Linked DNA regions of Homo sapiens: region 1 is linked to region 2. The links are chromatin contacts, found by Hi-C in ENCODE. All regions are on one chromosome and are shown on one strand. Each heading gives the region's core, a stretch centred on a gene start or an enhancer-like site at or near the end of the contact. The rest is flanking DNA. Distances are from core to core; before and after follow the strand shown.

What was found. A loop is a pair of places that touch in the nucleus more often than their neighbours do. Pooled maps may share reads with other maps.
Region 1: a loop to region 2 is called in a map of ascending aorta, with 7 times the contacts of the local background. The contact joins the promoter of DLD here to the promoter of CCDC71L in region 2. A Hi-C loop is called at or near these places in 5 of 168 maps with a recorded cell type or tissue (CD4-positive, alpha-beta T cell, CD8-positive, alpha-beta T cell, ascending aorta and 1 more) and 15 of 50 pooled maps.

Annotation. Positions count from the first base shown.
Region 1 is chr7:107,889,457-107,894,614 of GRCh38, forward strand. DLD (dihydrolipoamide dehydrogenase) reads left to right here and starts at 1,727. Exons shown (of 14, transcript NM_000108.5): 1 at 1,727-1,833; 2 at 3,744-3,822. The coding sequence starts at 1,795. RefSeq lists enhancers at 1,428-1,507, 1,465-2,147, 1,658-1,897 and a silencer at 1,958-2,067.
Region 2 is chr7:106,658,040-106,663,240 of GRCh38, forward strand. It overlaps CCDC71L (coiled-coil domain containing 71 like), which reads right to left and starts at 3,119. Exons shown (of 1, transcript NM_175884.6): 1 at 1-3,119. The coding sequence starts at 2,857. The coding sequence ends at 2,150. RefSeq lists an enhancer at 1,893-1,942 and a silencer at 2,293-2,562.

The DNA of each region.
Region 1 (5,158 bases), core at 477-2,976, 1.2 Mb after region 2:
CCAAGAACCCACCAATTCTGGACACAATATGAATATGGAAAGTTGCTCATGAGATAGTTTTAAGTGAAAAAAATCAAGTTAGCAAAATAAGTGTGGTCCAATTTCTGGTTATATTCCTTAGCTGGAATATAAACACTGCTAGTGTGGGCTGTCCATTGTTGACATCGCTCCCTCCACCTCCCGTGTGTTCGCATTAATTTATATGCGTTGTGGCTTTTGTTCTAGCTGAGAGGAGAAGAGGTATAGTTGGTACAAGAGATGAGGAGGAATGTGGAGAAATATGGTGAGTGCAGTAAGGAATCTATTTCCTGCCTCACTTCTCATACTGGGTTGAGCCCCTAGGCTTTGTGAATGACAGCTGGAAAGGATGGAAGTGTTTCATTTTTTAAAAATAAAAATATGATATTGTAATTTTGGACAAAGGAGTAGGGAACAAAGCCCAAGAAAGTTCAGGAAAGAATTGTGAGATTTTGTGCATATGGAGCAGTAACTCCTAGACCAGATGTCAAAGACTGCCATGAAGCTGGAGAGGAGACAATTCTCCCCATCTGTGTGGTGGAGGCTGCTCAATGTCCCCCAATTTCGCTTCATCTCATCTTGCTTATTAATACAATTTCAGTTAGGCACTCAGCTGACAGGACTATGTTTCACAGATCCCCTTGCAGCTAGGTGTGGCTTTGTAATCAGATGGAATGAGGGGATATGATTGTAGAAACTGGAGCAGCCATCTTGAATGAAAGATGCAAGGCAAGCTCTGATGATGGCAGAGTCACGAGATAAAAGGAGCCTGGGACCCTGTCACAGGACAGAGCTGCCAGCAATACCGTCTCTATAACAAACACTAAATTTAATTATTCATATCTAAATCTGAACATAGGCAGTAATTTCTAACCAGTGTTTAGCCCAGCACAAGGCCTGGGTGGTAGACTTCCAATAAATGTAGAATTAAGTTTATTCACACTATATAGACTTATTGCAAGGCAAGAATGAGACCTTAGACTTTCGTGCTCAATCTTGAAGACAATGTTTTTCAACCCTTTTCAACAGATTCTCTCTCAAAACCTAAAATCTCATCCACCATCCCACTCTCTTTTTACCAGGGAGATGTGTTTCTCAACTAAAGAAATAGAAGAAAGTGTGTTCTCTACGTATTGTCAGTTAGCTAATTAGAGCAGAATGCTGGTGATGCCAAAATCTGTAGCCCCATCCCTTATATGGCATTTGAGAGGAGCGAGTATAAAGCAGTAGATAATACCAAAGGTTTTGGCCTCAGGGCCGCAGTTATCTCTCCTTTGTGAGACCTTGGGGGCACTGTTTAACCTCTCTGGGTCTCATCCAAGAAATGGAAATACTAATAATACTCCATATGGTTGTTGCAAGGATGAAATGAGATGTCTGTAGGAAGTGCCGAGGAATGCCTAGCACAACCAAGAGCTTGTTGAACTTGTCACGCTTTACTGTCGATAATGTGCATTAAGCAAACGCTAGTTTTATTTGTTTATTTCATCTTCTAAGTATAAGAATACATTGTAGCTCGACATTTTGGCACCAGCCCCTAAAGCATTCCCACCACCACCCCCGCTGCGACAAAGCCCTGCGCTCCTTACGACAGCGTACGACGCCGAGCCTGACAGGAACGCCTCGTGCGGTAGAACCGCGCGGGCCAATCGCGCTGCTCCCGGGTGATGACGTAGGCTGCGCCTGTGCATGCGCAGGGAGGGGAGACCTTGGCGGAGCGGCGGAGGCGCCCAGCGGAGGTGAAAGTATTGGCGGAAAGGAAAATACAGCGGAAAAATGCAGAGCTGGAGTCGTGTGTACTGCTCCTTGGCCAAGGTGAGGGCCGAGTAGGTGAGGTCGTGTTGAGCCAGAGGCACGGAAGGTCCCGCTCAGTGGGTCCGGTACGCGGCTTAACCGTGTTGGGCTGGCGGAGGCGGGCGCCTGGGCCGCACCACCCCTGGCCCCGCCTCTGCACTGGCTCAGCCCGGCCCTGGGCTCCGAGGTGGCCGCTCATCCTGCAGCAGGCGAGGGACGGGGCTGGGCCCAGGCTGTGGCGAGTCCTTTCGGGTTGTGTGACGGCCGGCGGTCACACATGCCACACCCCCAAGCCTGGGCCGAGGGCCATCCCGGTCACACATAGGCCTCTACCTTGGAGGAAGTGTAAGCCACCCATGTCCCGTATAGTCTGGCTTTTTATACCATTTGCCTTTTTCTCATCCTAATTCTGATCCCTGAGTGGCCTAAGTTTATGCAGTGGGCAGGTAACCCTGGGGTCACTTCTTGAATGGTTTAGATCCAGTCAGCTCCAACAGATAGCCCTCGGAATTCCCCTAAGGTCTTGTCAGTGTTGGCAGCTTTCAACTGGTGTTCATTGCCATCTCTCACGACTTCCTGGAGGCTTAAATCTTTAATTGCAGCAGGTTATCAGAACAACTCTCCTTTTTAATCTGCTTACCAGATACAGCCAAATTGTGTGTATGTGGCACCGTGGCTGGGTACTATGTTAGTGGAGACCTTAAAAATAATATAGCGATCAAACCCTTTTGTTTCAGAGATGAGGAACCTGAGTTCTCAAAAGTTAATGTAACATTCTGCAAGTCATGCTTTTAGGGAGCGGCGGAGGTGGGACTGAAACTCAGGATTGTCAATCTGCTGCTTTTTGGGTTTGCTGTCCTGACCTCAAATGTTAAGAGTTGCCTTGGAATAGGAAACATCAGTGTAGGTTTTGTCACTGCCGCCCATTTTCCTGCTGTGAGCAGGGGTTATTTGCTTGCTTGCTTTCTGCCTCATTGCCCTTAGGAAATGGTAGCCGTCCACATATAGAGATTAGGGAGATTATGATGCAATTTGTCAAACTGTAGTAGCACCAGAACGTAAGTACATTACTTGGTGCATTTTCCTAAGTTACCTTGTCTAATTTGCTATTCCTAGTTGATGTCTCAGGAACATCTTCATAGATTGTTCTAAGTAAATACGGACTGTATATACACGCTAGCTTAGAGTTAGGAAACAAAAATTACAGGTAAAAAGATTATCATGTATAGATTATTCAAGTATTTAAGTTAGAACTTTCAGAGCTTTATTTATTTATTTATTTATTTATTTATTTTGAGACGGAGTCTCACTCTGACATCCAGGCTAGAGTGCAATGGCACTATCTCAGCTGACTGCAACTTCCGCCTCCCGGGTTCAAGTGATTCTCCTGCCTTGGCCTCCCGAGTAGCTGGGATTACAGGCACCCACCACTACACCCGGCTAATTTTCTTGTATTTTTAGTAGAGTCGGGGCTTCACTATGTTGGCCAGGCTGGTCTCGAACTCCTGACCTCAGGTGATCCGCCCACCTCAGCCTCCCAAAGTGTTGGCATTACAGGCGTGAGCCACCACGGCCGGCTCAGAGCTTTATGACATTAAAATGATCCCTGGCACTAATAATTAGCCATGTTTTCTGAAAATTGAATAAAAATACCATTGAATACGTTTTTAAAATTAAGTTAAATATGAGATGATTTGTTGACTATTGATAATAAAAAGATGGGTGTGGCAAGCTGAGGCTGAAAAATTTAAATGATTAGTTATTGTCAAAGAGGGGATATTGATCTGTAGCTTCTGTGTGGCAATGGAAGAAGATACACTAATAATCCTCGCTTGATACGTTTGCCCAAAATTGTTCTGTTATCATCAACCTTCAGTAGTTCTATGTTTTGAATTCATATCTTACATAATAGGGACATTTTCTTTTTCTAGAGAGGCCATTTCAATCGAATATCTCATGGCCTACAGGGACTTTCTGCAGTGCCTCTGAGAACTTACGCAGATCAGCCGAGTAAGTACTTAAGTAAAACATTTTTTTCATCACATTAGCTGACAGTTCCTTTCTATTTCAATGTAAAAGCAAGTGAATATTGGAATAACTTATGTTAAGTGTCTTATAGTTCATTTGTTCATGTATTTATTCGTTTGAATGTATATTGAGCTAGTGTGTTCCAGGCGGTGAACAAGGTAAAAAAACCCTGCTCTTATGAAACTTGTAATTTGGTGATAAAAGACAAACAATATATAAGTAATGGATAAATATTTTGGGAAGTAACTGAAAATTAAAGCAGGTAATAGGGAGGAAGAGAGATAATTTTAGATACAGTGTCAGGAAAGGCCTTTCTGAGGAGATGATGTCTGGGCAGGGTCCTGAGTGAAGTGGGGGAGTGAGGTTACTTCAGGCAGAGGGAAACAACACTGAGAAAGGCCTGAGGTGGGACTTAGCTTGTGAAGTTTAAGGAGTAATAAGAAGGCTGGTATGACTGGAGCAGAAACCCATGCAATGTAAAGTCGGAGAGGTAGGCAGGAGACAGATCATGGAGTGCCTTGTAAGGCAGGTCTAGTAGTTTGGATTATACTCCAAGTATGATGGGAAACAAAGGTTTTGAGCAGGGCAGCAATTTCATATGTTTACATTTAAAAAGTTAATTTTGTCCGTTGAGTAAGGTTGTATTGGTTATTTTAACACTGTTTAGAATGATGAGATGACTTTCTTGACATCCTGAATGAAAGTCTTCATGGGTTTATCAAAAGCATGTTTTAAAGATTAGCAGGATCTAAAAGGAAGCTATGGGTCATGGAATTTTCTCCTGTGTACTTTTTTTATATTTTTGAAGTTCCCATAAAGGATATGCATTTTATTTTTTTAAGTATTTAAAACAGAAAGTTAATAGGATTATATTGAAGTATTTTGACCTGTCAGTACCAAGGATATTGATTATTTGCAATGTACTGTTTTGACATTTACTGAATTCACCCATATGGATTATAAGTAACATTGGATGTCTTAAAGCTTCAGTTATAGAAATCATTATCTGGGCAAACTGTGACTATCAGTCTCCCTGCATTCTGTGAAGTAATTTAATCCTGTATCCTCAACTGTTATCCAACCATTATCATTTTGGATATTTTATTTCTAGAGGAAGGGTAGGGGGAGGATTCTAGTAACCCATGACTAACAGTGAGTGAGTGATTTATTCTAGCTTTGAACAGGTCAAGAAATCCTTTTAAAAAAATGCTAATATGATGATGAAGGGAAAAGTTGGACCTCTTATACACTTTGTCTCTTGTTAAATAGGAATCTCATTCTTCTCAACTCATATAACAGGAGAAATGTTAGATTTTCA
Region 2 (5,201 bases), core at 1,869-4,368:
TATTTTTCATTATTATAAAACTATATACAATAGTAAAGTTGTACAAATACATTTTTTCCAGGTGCTAGTTAGCTATAAAAGTTAACAATATATTTTTGGGAAGAAAACCCTATGCATCTGAAATACAATTGGCAATGGAAGCTAATAACCAAAAGATATGTCTAAGCTTCCTATCACAAATATAATTTAACACTCTCCATCTTCTAAGGAATTATTCATTTTTATTTACTCATGTGACAGTGTTTGTACAATGCATTATCATTGAGTAGTGAATAAAAGACTGAGGCTTACTAGAAAACTGGCATCAAGTTATATATATGTGTGTATATATATATCATATTATTTCTTTTAACAAGAACACTGAAATTGAAGTCACAACACTCCTATACGGACTACTAAACTTGAAATACTCATTTCAGAAAGCTATGCCATTTGAATTCTAGGAACGCAAGAGTCAAAATTGTAACTCTCATTATTCTCCTAAAAAGCTGCCAAGCAGAGATAAGCTTTAGTATTAAAGATTTCACATGTCAAGTTCCAGCCCAGTATGGATCGTTTCATGGCAGAATACTTAAATTTGAAATAATAGTGGTACAAAAACACTACTTGACCCTTTAGGTATTGCAGTAAAAGCTGGCTGTGGCACTGCTGGCTAAAAACTATTAAGTTTTCCTGCCACAAATGACCAAAGGCACTTGGATAATCAAGAATTCCACACTGGGCCATATGGTATAAACACTATAAAAGCGTAAAGAAGGGTCAGTATTCTGTGTGTCTCGCCTGTTTGATTCCTGTGGTCTTCAGCTGTCAAAGACCTAGAACTGCAAACATATAATGAGTGGCAAAAAGGTTAAAAAAAATGTTGGGACAAAAAAATCAACTAAAAATCAACTAATTTTCATTATGTTTGTAAAACTGATGAATATTAGTCTAGACATTTCTTGTTATCCAACAACAAAAACAAAAAGGAAATAGATTTCGCCCAAAGTAACCTTAACCAGTTATTTGATACCAAGAAATGCCTCCACCCCTCTTGATCATTAATAGTTCTAAGAATTCTAATGGGTATTCTGTTTATCATTTTAGTGATAATGTTTACACACATCCATCTCTCCTATGCAACTCCCATTTTAAAATACATTATCCTTGTAAAATACATTACAAGGATAATGTATTTTAAAATACTTTAACGCATAATATTCCTAGATTTGTATGTTAGACCAGGACAGGGGGCCAAATCATCTCCAGTCGGATTCCAGTGACTCCTGTAACCAAAACCAGTTCTTCACAATTTATTCATTTTTTTTAATCACACACCATATGGTTTCAATGCATTTTTTTATTCAATTCAAAAGAATTTAACAAGTTAACTTTTCCTAAACAAAAGTTTTCATGTGTATTCTACCATTTTTAGGAGCTCAGTAAATATAAACATTGTTTCAATACAAAACCTTTAAAAATACCTTGAAAATGTTTAAACAGTTGTATTTTGCATGTCTTTGTTTGTAATCACTGAGCCCATACAAATCCTTGCACTACTAACAGTCACAAGCTTGAACCTCTTAAAAAATATCCTCGATCAAAGCTTTGGAATCCAGTAAAAATTAGGAAACGAGTGGGCTTCAGAATACCCTGAGCACAAACTAGTGCAACACCACATGTTCGAACTTCTGTCCACAAAGAGGGGTGACAGTGAAATAGAAAAAGGGGGAGATAAAGAACAAGTAAATTCTGGCTTTATTACACAAGCACGAAACCAAATTCCTTTGGAAAAATAATGTCTTCGGAGGACTTCCAGACCAGTGAGGTAGAGTCCAACAGTGAGAAAACGGATCTGCCCCTAAGGTCCTGGAGACGTCTCAATCGGTGGTCAGGAAGAAAGGGACCTCCCCTGCGGGTCCAGCTGTCCCCTCCCTCCGCAGGCCGGGTACGGGAGGCAGCAGAGGGCACACCTGCCCCAGCGTCCAAGACGACCGCGCCGCGGCCCGGGACAGGGACAACCATCCGGCAACTTCTTCGCGCGTAAAGTGCATTGGGGGCCGGGGTCCTGGCCGGATCTGTAAACACTCGACTGACACTTGTTCATTCCTCCGGGCGGAAGGCCTGTCCCAAGGTCGGGGCCGGCAGGAGGCGCCCTGGAGGCCGCACCTCATGCCCGGGGCACCGGGAAGCGGCGGAGCCTCACCATGGGTTCCAGGTTCACTCGCAGGACCTGGCGCGCCCTGCGCCGCGCTGCCGCCAGGCTGCGCTCGCCCCACACGTCGCTGCCGACGCGGATGGTGGGGAAGGTGGTCAGCGTCGGGGTGGCCGCCCTCCAGATCTCCTCCAAGGTGCGGCCCCCGAAGCAGGGCCCGGGGGCCACGGGCTTGGCCGGGCAGCTCTCCTCGGGGGGCGGCGGCGGTGGGGGTGGCGGCCGGGGCTTCCTCCTGCGGGCAGCGGCCGCCCGGGCTCCGCGGCGCCTCCTCCTGGCCGCTGCGCGCGGAACCGGCCGGCGCGCCTGGCCGCGGGCTGTAGGGGGCCCCGGGGGGTCGGGTACCAGGGCCCGGCAGGAGGAGTAGCCGTAGACGTCCTTGCTGCGCAGGATGTGCGGGGAGAACTGGTGCTTGAGGCTGCAGAGGAAGCTCCAGAGCTCCGCGTCCGAGCTCATGAACTCCGTGCTGCGGGGCATGAAGAGCTTGAAGGCGTCGCCCAGCGCCTTGGTGCTGTCAGCCAGCGACAGTTGCGACCGCGAGTACACCACCTTCTCCTCCCGCGCCTCCAACCCAGCCCCGTCTTCTGCCCTAAAGTCGCCGCCCCGGGCGGCCGTGGCCGGGGCGACCGGGCGCCGGCGCCGCCGCCTCTTCATACTGCGCCGCATCGAAGGCCGCTCCGGGCCACTCACGCTCGCCGGGTCCCACTACTGCCGCCGCCGTCCCAGTCCGCGTTGGCTCCGCGGCGGCGGCTGCTGCTGGCGTCTCTCGCTACTTTTCTCGCCTCCGCCGCCGCCCCTCCCCCTCCGAGGGCGGAGGACGCGGGCGAATATCCTGCTGCCCGGTACAAGATGGCGGCCGGCGCCCACCCCTGGGCTTTGTCATTGGACGGCGCCTCGCCCCCCTGGTTTCTCTTTCTTCTCCTCTCTTGCCTCTTTTCGCCGGCTGCCTTTCTTTAAATGTGCCCGCCTCAGGCCCCTCCCACCGCAGCCCCGACTCCACCCATTGGGTGCTCTCAGAAGAGGGGCGGGGACTGATGGGGGAGAGGCCAGTTCCTGGAAGATGGTGCTGGGGTGGGTGATGGCCTTTGAACGTAAGTCAACGGTTGGGTGGATCTAGGAGGGCTGCCACGTCTAGAGTAAGAGGGTGGATGTTGGCTACACCATGGGAAGAGTGACTCTTAGAGTGAGGGGGTGTGCAGTTGTGGATTGAGCTGGGAGCTCTACCAGTGTGGATAACAAAGGGAGATTTCCCTGAAGGATGTTCCTGGTATCATCACAGCTAGGGAATTTGGGTTTAAGTCTAGGGGAAATGGGCCTTTCGCAATTCCCATCCACCCTCTCAAAGGCCTCTTCTGGCATCTTCATTCAAAACTCTTCCCTGTCTTGACCCCAGCCCATCTCAAGAAGCCAGTAGTAATCCAGAATCATTCAGGTAATGTGCGTGGCTGGCAGCTGAGAGATTTTAGTCTCCCTCTGGACACTGGAGCCATCTTCATATTTAAGAGAGACCCTGCTTATCCAGAAAGCAAAACATGTCATACCCTATAAAACTAAATACTCTTTGCTCAAGTTGATCAAAGATCTATTACAATAAAGCCATTCTGTGAAAAGAAAATATAGTTTTAAATACACAGTTCTTTATGGATGCCAATTCGTTTTTCATTTAGTTTTAAAATGTCAAAGCCACCCCTATCATTTAGAAAGGATGCATCATCGCAGACAACAGATAAGGTTTCGTTGAAAAACACAAATTGTTCAAAACACATTACCTTTTGTATTGGGAGGAGAGTAGTGGACATCCTTTAGTCATCTTTTCTGTCCTCTATACCTAACTCAGTTCCTGTCAGGTAGTGGACACTCAATGTGTTTGCCGAATGAATCAATGAAATACCACCGATTATCCCAAATAGAGTCAGAAATGTTGAAACTGCTTAGAACAGGACAATTAGATATTTTATATTGCAATTTTCACAGAACTCCTTTAAATTTCTTAAGGTTAAAAGAAAAAATCTCCTGACACTTAGAACTTTGAGGTGGGCATGTGGATTTTACCCAGGAAACATCTTATTTTGCAGTAGTGAACAAATAAAGTATAGGAGTTTTGTGATTTACATGTAGTTGCTAATGGTTTCCTCAAATATTTGACCTGAAAGAGACCTAGTTCATTCTCCTTATTTAACAGGTGAGGAAATCTGTACCATAGAGGTTCAGTAACACAGCTGGCTGATAGCAGAACTGGGATTCTAAATCCTTCGATTTCTAATCTAGTGATCTTTGTATTTCACTGAAGGTTTTTCAAACTGTGCTGTCCAGACTCTAAGGAATTCAATAGAACATGCTTTATGCATAAGTAGAATGACGAAGGACAGAGCTGTACCCCTATTCCTACTTCCACCCCACCCAGAATTGAGCAGTTTTTCTCTGTCTTATAATAGATTTATGAATAATATTTTGTTTGTTCAGTTTCAATAAAACCTAAAATAAATAATTTGAAAGCTCTACACCAGAGATGTCAAATTCTTGAAAGCTCTCACCACACAATGAGTTTATGGCAAAAATAAAACTCCACACAATGGGCTTATGGCAAAAATAAAACATCTAACCAGGAACCAGCTCTCTAGCAAAATCATGGTAACTTTCTGAATAGAAAATCATTTTCCTAGAAAAGCACACTCTGATCTCAGAACAAGATTACAGAGCCAAATACCAGCTTCCTAAATCCTTATAAAGGAATGATATAGCAACAACTCTTTACATCACAATTTGCTCTTTCCGTAATTCTGAGACACATAGTAAAGTGAAATTTGAATAATTTCCATTGGAATACCCAAAATCTAGAGTGAGCCATGAGAAAGTTAGGGGGGCTTCATAATGAAAAGCAAGGATAAAACAAGGATTAAAGTAGACCTGGCTTTTCATATTGGAATCCCCTCCCTTCCTTGATAATCATCATTTTATAAATTCTTCAGGGTCTTTACCACATAAATATATTCCAGACATTTACATAAAT